2 separate regions of the Homo sapiens genome follow, and region 2 is linked to region 1. Evidence: chromatin loops called from intact Hi-C (ENCODE). Cell type or tissue: heart left ventricle. All regions are shown on one strand.

The links. A loop is a pair of places that touch in the nucleus more often than their neighbours do. Peaks named below come from ENCODE experiments on the same cell type or tissue, not always from the same donor. Only the 100,000 strongest peaks of a DNase experiment are listed, where the experiment ranks them.
Region 2: it touches region 1 in a loop (2.3-fold over the local background); 4 of 110 quality-filtered maps call a loop at or near these places.

Annotation. Positions count from the first base shown.
Region 1 is chr18:6,871,918-6,876,917 of GRCh38, reverse strand. ARHGAP28 (Rho GTPase activating protein 28) reads right to left here. Exons shown (of 18, transcript NM_001366230.1): 8 at 3,344-3,509; 9 at 3,143-3,234; 10 at 710-787. Among named protein-coding and RNA genes, the nearest start is that of LINC00668, 55 kb to the left of the region's middle. In heart left ventricle, a CTCF peak has its summit at 2,381 (motif pointing right); no DNase peak of the experiment used is centred here.
Region 2 is chr18:6,681,155-6,686,154 of GRCh38, reverse strand. No RefSeq gene overlaps it. Among named protein-coding and RNA genes, the nearest start is that of ARHGAP28, 46 kb to the left of the region's middle. In heart left ventricle, no CTCF peak of the experiment used is centred here; a DNase peak (open chromatin) is centred at 2,814.

The sequences.
Region 1 (5,000 bases):
GCTGGATTTTTATGAGAAAAGCTTTTCTTTTCTAACAGTTCTTTGCTTTATTGTACTGTAGAGTTTGCCACCTCATGGAAGTAAGAAAGCAAAAGAATAAGATTCACACTGAACAGCTGGTTTTAGATGTGGATGTTAACATTACTGTAAGTGGAACTGGGTTTTGGAACTGCTGAGTGAGTATTCTAGTGGTTATAGCCATTGCTACAAATTCCTGTAAGAGCTTTCACTAAAGGGAGAGCCAAAGAATGTTTAAACCAACGAATGATGGAAATAAAGACTCATATAACATTGGCTTAGTGAATTCCACGGCTGAGAGGAGCACAACAAACTAAGGTGTTTAACCTCCAAAACAGCAGTGAGACGTTTCAACTTTTACAAACTAAAGGCAAGCAGCAGTTTTTGATGGTGAATTGATGTGCTATTTCATTTTTTCCAAACTAAAGGCAAGCAGCAGTTTTTGATGGTGAATTGATGTGCTATTTCATTGTTGTTTTTGGTTTTTTAATGTTTCCGTTTTGATTTTTAAAATTCTGGATCATGAAAAAACTCTGGAACAAACATTTTACCACAGGTACCAAGGAATACTAGGAAGGACCAAGTGATAATATCTAATAAACAACAACAAATATCTGGATCCCCGATGCTTGTGTGAACTGGGTCTAGCTAGCTTAGAACTCTACCTAGGAAGAGACAAAATGTTCGGTACCTTGACTTTAGCAGTACATCCTGAAAGTCGAAAAATTCCTTCAGATTCCAGACCTGATTCCTCAACTTTCTCAAAAAACTAGAAAGCAATGATATATTACCAGAATAAGTACCTCTATATGATCATAAACATATGAAACAGTAACAATGATGACATGAATCAATAAGTTACCAAGCATATATATATTTGCCTGGCACTTGAATGCTGTGTTAAATGTTCATAACCATCCTATGACGTCAACGTTATCCTCCGACATGCAAATGAGAAAGTAGAGATTTATAGCAGTTATACAACTTTCCCAAGATCAACCTCGTAAGTAACGGCACTGACTCAAGTTCGTGCTCTTAACCACTCTAAAATTATACATGCCTCTTAACCATTTTTAAGATCTGATTACTATAACTCTTTCTGCAGACTGATCAGTAACAAGAGATTCTAAATCTACTGTCATTGGTTGCAATCACTCTGACTAAGAAACTATAGGAATTCTAGATGTCTGATCAAGGAGTTTAGACGGGGTAAAGATTAATAGCTTTCGTGAGTTCTCAGGATGGTGATAGGTGTTAAAAAAGTAATAAACACTACCATTTATTGTGCATTGATTATGTGTAAGTTCCTATTCTCAGTCCTTTACCTGCATTAACTCATCTAATCCTCACAATAACCCTATTCTACTGCTAAGGAGACTAAGGAGAACAGTTCGATTCACTGTAATAAAGCACCTCACAGTGCTTCTCTGGAAAGGATAATAACTTGGCCAAGTTCACCCAGTAAGAAGGGGATCCAGCTTCTCTGCTATTTTCCTTTCAAGAAATGATGGTGGATGGTACCTGGAACTAAGGTAATTCTTCTAGGTATGGAGGCAAACAGACATTTAGGAAGAAGAAACATGTCTGTAAGAAAAGCCTCTCTTGTAGGAGTGGGAGAGTACTATCTTGAGGTGTCGTAGCGAGGAACACTTAACATCCAGTAGTAATAACAGCTAACATGTTGCCAATATGATATAAATCCATATTTAGTTTAACTAGCATTTATTGAGTACTTTCTATTTGCTAAGTTCTACGCTAGATTTTTGTACCTACACAGTACTATAAACTCATGTGCTGAATCGTCTTTGATTTTGATATTTTAAACTCTGTCCTTTACATACAGGACAAAGACAATGCTGGTTTCAACTCAATGAAGGAAAGAAAATCTCAGCGTCACCATGGACTCTGGATTTTGCTACTGCTCCTTTTCCCACTCCACCTCTTGCTGACTGTGTGTCTTGGCTAAGTTTTCTCACTCTTCTATCCCTCAGTTGCCTCATCAGTAAAAGGGCAGTGGTAACACCAGCCTCTTTGGGCTGCTCTGTGCTGACTAGACGTGGTATTACATAAACAGCACTGGCACAGCCCTGCCTAGGGAAGTCACCCACAGAGGGCCCGTGTGTACAAAGGTGTTGCTTGTATCCTCTGGCCATCTCGGTGCCATCTTCCTGGCTCCTATCTCCAGCCAATCAGTCACCTGACTTGAGAAGTATCTCAATTTGAGGCACTGGTAGCAAAATATAGGAAGCTAAACAAGTGATGTATGATTATCAGTGTCAGGTAAGTATATGTTTCCTTAGACAATATTTTAAAATATCATTTAAAAACTCAATTTAAAATTCCACAAAATTTGTGTTAAGGACTAGGAATTTTAATTGTGCCACTGGATGTCACTGTTGAATAAATGCACACTTAGGTAAAAACCAGTATAAATTGCTGGCTATAAAACAACATGACTTAAAAGCAAATCAGGTATTCAGCAACAATAGTCACAGAGATATTAGCATTTTATAGTTCAGATAATATCATTTTCGAAACCTCCTTCCACCAAAATTATTCTTTTTGTCTAAATGTATCCTATCTGCCCAGACACACCGGAAAATGACTGGAACATGCTGGTTTTTAGATTTTATTAAACTTGGTTTGGAAAATTGATAAAATGATTACACATATACACATTTTTAAAACCCAGCCTATGCTATATCTCAGCAAATATTTGTATGATTTATATATGCATTGGTAATAATTAATGGTCATCTTTATCTAGATAGAATAATCAAATGCACACACAAACACATTCATATGCGCAAATAACATTTGAAAAAATATTGGAAAAAAATGCAACTGTTCGTGCCCTGGGTCAGACCATCTGTGTCTGTCACCTGATGTGTTATAGGCAAACAAAATGTAACAGGCTCCAAAAGAATGCAGCAAGGCCAACTGGCCCAGGCGCCATGGGCCGTTATGCGGTGCATGGAATAAAGCTGAAAATCACCAGGGGCCTGAGTCCTAATAGGGCGATAGTGTCTTTAAATATAAAAGAAAATTCATTTGTGGGTTTACAAAGTGCCAAATCATAAGCATGAGGCTCTGTGAATTCCCCTTTCATTTGCCTGCTACTCACTTTTTGTAATACCAGGGGAACTTTCACTCCAGGGTCTTTCTTTCGGTCACCGTCCAGGAGGACTGTAAGTGGAACTCCAAAAATCCCATTGTCTTCATTGTGAGACAGTAAAGGGGGAAAAAAAAAAAGAATTAGAAAAGCATTATCTTATTCCACTGTGTCAAAGTGTTAAAGCCAGAAGCAATCAGTCTTCTTAGTTACCTCGTCCTTTTACTTTCTCTGTTTTGTTCCTTTTCAGTTGAATTCCAAAGGCATCAAAAAAGGCAGTCAATTCAATCAGAGAGAGATGGCGGATTTTCTTCATGTCTTCAGCAGACAGATCTCCTGCTTCAGTTAAGCCAAATCTGGTTTTCTGAACATTAAATTTCTAAAACACACAGTGAAGGTATTTATTTTTTATGGCAAAGGAAAATTATTATGCGTTCACTCAAATGCCACCTGGACACTCTAAATCTATGCAGTAGAACGTGTTCTTTGGAAAACATCTCTAAGGAGCATGCTGCATCCTAGAAATATGAATATGTGGTTTAGAACAATGTGCAGATCACTGCTATGCTAATTAGAAGCAAAACAGCAGTCTAAAGTATATGATAACATTGCCATTGCAACTGTGGAAACTGCCTTCTTTATAAGGAACACCCAATATTGTCAAACAACATACATGTCAGGCACCACATGGAATGCACACACCATGGCCCTTAATTGGAATAAATGTGACACACACATAACAGGAAACACACCTAGGTATATCCCAGGAGAGCTCTAAACATATGTTTTTTTTTTCCTTCTTGGGCAGTCAATCTTTAAATCAAGGTTTATCTATCCCATACTGCACACTTTAAGAGACTTTTAGTAATCTCCCAGTTTAAACTGATTATATATGCTTGCTGAGACAACAGTTATTCTACCATAAAAATTAAATTTAAATGATTCCAAATTCTTAAAAAAGCAAATACAGAGAAAGTGCAAACAATCCTACTATGATTTTGAAGACAACGATACTGACATATTCTCTATTTTCACACAAGAAACAAAAGACACTAAAACAACAACAGCAGCAAATCCTTCAACAATCCAGAAATATTGTGAAGAATTTCAGCAGCAAGACCTTTTAGAAGCAAAAGATTATTCTTATATAATATCCACAGGTTCACTTTGCCCTCAGAAAGAGTGGTATTGAAAAAAAATGCTGAAGTAAAACAAAAAAAACCCCATAGATTAAATTATAAACACTTAAATTTAAATTATAAAGCTTTAAGTTCACATTTTCCATAGGAGTTTCCTAAACTGGAGCTTCCTTGGGGTAGTCAAAGTATCTGCCCATTCATTCATTCTTTTATTCATTCAATAATTGCTCCTTGGAACCTCAAGAATTTAAAAATGAAACAAAATATAGGATGTGGCTTGGGGCATGCCTTGTGCTATTAAATGCTTAGCTAGTTTACCTTCTTTCTGAGGCTAAGTCCTCATATAATAGTAACACATAACAACAATATAAACAAAAACTGCAATCGCTTATTGACCAACTACTATGTGCTAAATCCTATGCAAAGTTCTTCATGGGAAGAGCCAAACCTCAGAAGGAGCTGGCTTCGATGAGGAGATGCAGGGGCCAGCATCCTCTCTTGCATGCCTCTCTTTAAGATAAGGAGGGGCTCCCCCTGAAACCAGAGTCCTGCAGGCTTCTCTCTTTTCCCTCGACCACCACATGTTGCCCTCTAACCTGCAGACTGCTTAGGGACCAGGAAGGGTTTTGAAGTTGGACACACTTAGTTTCAAATCCTATTTCTGCTTCCCACTAGCTGCAGACTTTGGACATGTTACTTAGCCTCTCTGGGCCTCAGTTTCCTCAGCTGTA
Region 2 (5,000 bases), 190 kb after region 1:
TAGAAAGGAGAGTGATGTATTTGTATTTCTGATTTAAAAAAATTTGTTGGAGACAGATTGGAGGGGGAACATGGTGTATGTGGATATAAGGAGAATAGTTAGGAAGGATGCTGGTGGTAGTCCAGTCACAAGATGATGGTAAAGTTGGACTGAGGTAATGAAAAAAGCTAAAGTAGTAGAGATACAATTTGAAATTAAAATCAACAGAACTAGATTGCAGACTAGAGTATAAGAGGTCAAGATGAGTTGGTCTCAAGAATGACTTCCAGAATTATAGTCTGAGCAACTTAGAAGACTATGATGCAAATTTCTAACTTGGGAAAAATGAAGAAGAAACACATTTGAGTATATACACTAAGGAGAAAGATAGTTCAGTTTTGGCTTTGTTAAATTTGAGTTGTCTCCAGGATATAAAAGTAGAGACATCATGTAGGCAGTTAAAATTTCAGCCCAGAACTCAATTTAGAAGCAATGGTGGTAGATAATGTGTTTTGAGGATAAAAACACTGAAAGCCATGGGATTGGATGAAATCATCTAGGGAGACAGCATACAGAAGAGGGCTCAGGACACTGCAAGTTCTCCTGCACTGAGAAGTCATCAATCTTCCCCATTGCAACCCAGAAAGCAGACCATCATCCAGCAGGAAAGACGGCTATTTGTAATACTTTGAGACCTTGCATAGCCCATTCAAACTACCATGGATGGAAGTTCCTCCTTCCTACTCTCCTCTGGACATTTAGGCAGAGGTGAAGCCAGTAAAGAAGACTGAAAAAGAACAATCAAGGAGGTTGAGGGAAATCAGGAGAATTTCACTTCATTGAATTTATAATGCCCCCAAAAATGAATAGATAAAGAAACAGTGACTTTTGTGGGATAAATTACTCCTTCCTTATCAGAACATTATGAAGCCAAAGACTGAATACTAGCCTCTCATCCTAAATTCTTACACCAGGAGAAGACTTAGGGAGCATTTATATCATGGAAACATAATTCTTGATGAAACTGCTTCAAGTTTTCCTACAAAAATATTATCAAAAGAATGATTCATCAAAAAACCTTCACCTCCAGTGTATGCTACAAGGCAGGAGCCAAATTCAAGCACCTTGACTTGCTTTGTTGTGGTGGTTGGCTCACTCCTCTGAACTTCCTAATCCAGAGGTTCTCAAAGTGGGGACCCTGTCAGGCAGTCTACCAAGCCAAAACTATTTACATAATAATGGCAAGGTGTCATTATCTTTTTCAGTCTCATTCACTCTGGGGTGGATGGTGAAGTTTTCTAGAGTCTATATGGCTGATCACAACAGACTGAATGTTGAGATAAGAGAATATATTAAAGAAATTTGCAAAAATGTAATATAATGTTACTCTTCTGTTCTGGAAAACAAAGTTATTTTTCAAAAGAATGTTCACATGTAAGGGGTTCATTACTGTTTTAAATAAGGCCGGGAGCAGTGGCTCACACCTGTTTGGGAGGCTGAGGCTGGTGGATCACCTGAGGTCAGGAGTACAAGACTAGCCTGAGCAACATGGTGAAACCCCATCTGTACTAAAAATACAAAAAATTAGCCAGGCGTGGTGGTGGATGCCTGTAATCCCAGCTACTCGGGAGGCTGAGGCAGGAGAATTGCTTGAACCTGGGAGGCAGAGGTTGCAGCGAGCCGAGATCGCGTCATTGCACTCCGGCCTGGGCAACAAGAGCAAAACTCCATCTCAAATAAATAAATAAATAAATAAATAAAAATAAACAAATAAATAAATTGATAGTTTCAGATTTCTCCCTTTTAATTTGTAATACAGTAAATACTGATATATAAAACCCATATGAACAGAAGTTCTTTGGGGTCCTCAGTCATTTTTAAGGATATAAAGAAGTCAGGAAACCAAAGTTTGCAGTGGACTGTCCTAAATGGTCACCACAAGGGTTTTGAAAACTGGGACAATGAACAGCAGATTCGATTCTCCTTTCCTAATATCTAGCTATTCCACCGTATGGATAGGAAGCTCCCTTTGTACTAAAACGTTGGGATTTTCTCCCCAATCTCCAAACGGAGACAGCTGTACCTCTGCACTGACGCTGATCTTGCTTGAAAACCTCAGTTGACTCATGCCTGGTCTGCATCTCAGATCCTCAGCCTCACTTATATCCAAGGTCTCCAGCCTCCGCCCAGCCTACATCTCTGGACACGATTCCCAGTCGTTTTTATGAGAGGGACCTGGAACTCTGTTAACTCTCTTGGAAGGAATGGTACAAATGGGGGAGAAAACGCAGTGGATGTCTGGTGGCAGGGGTAAGGAGGCCCTGAGCTTCAAATCCAGTGCCCAGGAGTGACCGCCAGCCTGGGGCTTACCTCCGCTGGCCCAGGGCTCATCAGGACACTCCCACAGCCGGATCCAGGTCCATCACCGCTTGATCATACTCATTCGGGTATCAGGGCTCAGGAGTCACCCAAGCAGGGCTGTTTTTGTCAATGGCCATCTGTGCAACTACAAGAACGACTTGTCCATACTGCAGTTGGCCCCGTGGCCGTCCTCAAGGTCGGCTTTCTTGAAATCTTGAAGGAATATTCGGGCCCACTGGGTTTGGCAGTTTCGTGGTTCTCTCAGACTGTTCCCTCTCCTCATCTGACTGGACAGGAAAATACGTGGAAAGGTACACTGAAAGCCACACAGTCTGTGTCAACGTGGTGAGGTAGGGACTGACAGCCAGGCACAAGGCTTTGAGTTCTAGCCAAGCCGATTCGGTGGTCAATGGCGGCCTCTGCCTCTGCGCACCAGAGGCAGCGCGGCCCCACCTTCCACTGCCTGCCCAGGGTGGCTGCAAGTGCGGCTGCGCAGAAGCCAGGGGCGGGGCATCCTCAGGCAGGGGCGGGGCACCCTCTCCTGGGAGTGGATTCCAGAAGTCAGGTTCTGTTTAGTGCTGATAAGATTGGATTGATAACAACCGGGAGTATATTTTTGTTTTGTTTCTGCTTTTAGGGGGAGAAAATGTGTTTTAAGATTAGAAGCAAATACTCTAAGGAGCAGAGCATGTTTATACAAGCGTGTATAAACAATAGTTTGAAAGAGAATTGAGCCCGACTTCCCACCTATGGGGCCGGGATTGGGATGAGGGAGACGCATGAGCCGCTGCTGAGTTGGACAAGAACCACGTACGGAGGAGCGGAATGTCAACACTGTACTGAGTTCAGCTGCTGCCAGCCAAGCCCTGGGAATAGCTTGGGGGCAGCCGGTGCCCACTGGTTGTCAGCATCTCAGACATAGCAGTCTGTGGCCCCGCAGGAAAGATTCCTGTCTGCACTTAGGGACTTTTCTCAGCGTGGATGAGACAGCACTCTTTTCACGGCTCCCGGACACTCCAGTCACAGTGGTGATGTGAAACAGAATGCCCCTACACACTGCACATGGGAGGGAATTAAAGGGCCCAGCTCAAGATTTATACATCATTTCTATCCCAAGCCCAAGCTAGAACACTTGGCAAATCTCCCTCCATTACAGGGAAAGGGGCCTGAGCCCAGCGGATCCATCCCACGAGGATCTGATGACAGGCCAAAGAAAGAGCTGTAAATTCAAAGGAGCTAATCAGGGTAGAGTTGACCAGTAGGTTCTGGGAACTTGAGTTGAAAAGGCAGTGGAAACCTTTAATAACTCTCAGAGCAAAAAGTGCTGTGTCACAAATTCCAGACAACTCTGATAGCCTTTCTACCTCCACCCTTGACATTTTCTAATATTATCTATACATCTCTGTACCATCTAATTTAAAAAGAAGCCTTTCTTACAACTTGGCTTTCAAATGTTCAGTCTAGATTGCCTGTTAAGATTTTTTTATATAACTTTTGATGGCAAAGAAGGGTACTTTCAGCAAACCATACTAAGTTCAGAACGATTAGGAAATAACAAATTATAGTTCTGATCCTTCTATTGTTAAGTCTGATGATTTTGTGTAAACAGGGCTATTTGACAGGTGTGTATACAAGTGCCTCTTGAAGTATGATGGAGTTACTTCCAGATAAACTCATCATAAATGGAAAATATCATAAGTTGAAAAGAGCAGACATTGCTGCATCCTAAGTAGTGGAGTGTGCTGAATGTGTATTGCCTTTGCACCATTGTAAAGTTGAAAAATTGTAAGTCAACTCATCGTTAAGTCGGGGATGGTCTGTATATTTAAATATGTGCAATTACTCCCCAGAGTGACATTTACATTTGTTGAAATTCACCTTTTCATGTACCCATGGCCACTTGTAGTGCTAATCAGTGCTAAGTATCTCACATTAAACAAAATAATAACCATATCAAACAATAACCTTCACATCAAAAAAGCAAATCCTAGTTAGAAATTCCAGGGTCAGCTATTCAAAAGCATATGCTTGTGTTTAATATCAAGGCACAGTACAATGCACCTAGCTTTAATGCACAGGAAATGTGAAGGGAATAGCAGGAGAATCTCTAAAGTGCATTCCAGAATCTCATAAAAAGCACTTGGCAACTTTTCAGTAAGTTTGGAGACTCTCAAAAGTTTACCAGTTCTCCATGCCCACCAAGAATTGAGTGATGTCAGACTATGTGTTATGTTCAGTCCTGTTCAACTTTTTCTGTGCAGTTGTATATGAGAATGCAGTAAGGAATTTAGAAAGCTATGTCACAATACATATTTTGACATCTGGGGGACTCTTTTACCTCATCATATTACAAACATTTCAGACACCATTGACAATGACACAGAAATTGTCGAATGTAGACAGATGACTGTGTTCTTAAAGCACAGAAGCTGAAAGAGCAGGCAATTTATCATACACTGCAGAGTCAGCACAGCATCTGGGACTGATGGTGAGCTTTGAAAAGTTTGAGATCAAATACCAGTTTACACAAGAGAAATACTGTACCAAGTCCATGAGGTTTCTTAAAAAATGAGAATTGTCATTGGGTTCTGCCTCTTAGGTTAAACATCATCAAGTAATGATTGATGCAGAAGAAGAAAACTGAATTGAGAGGGAGTGAG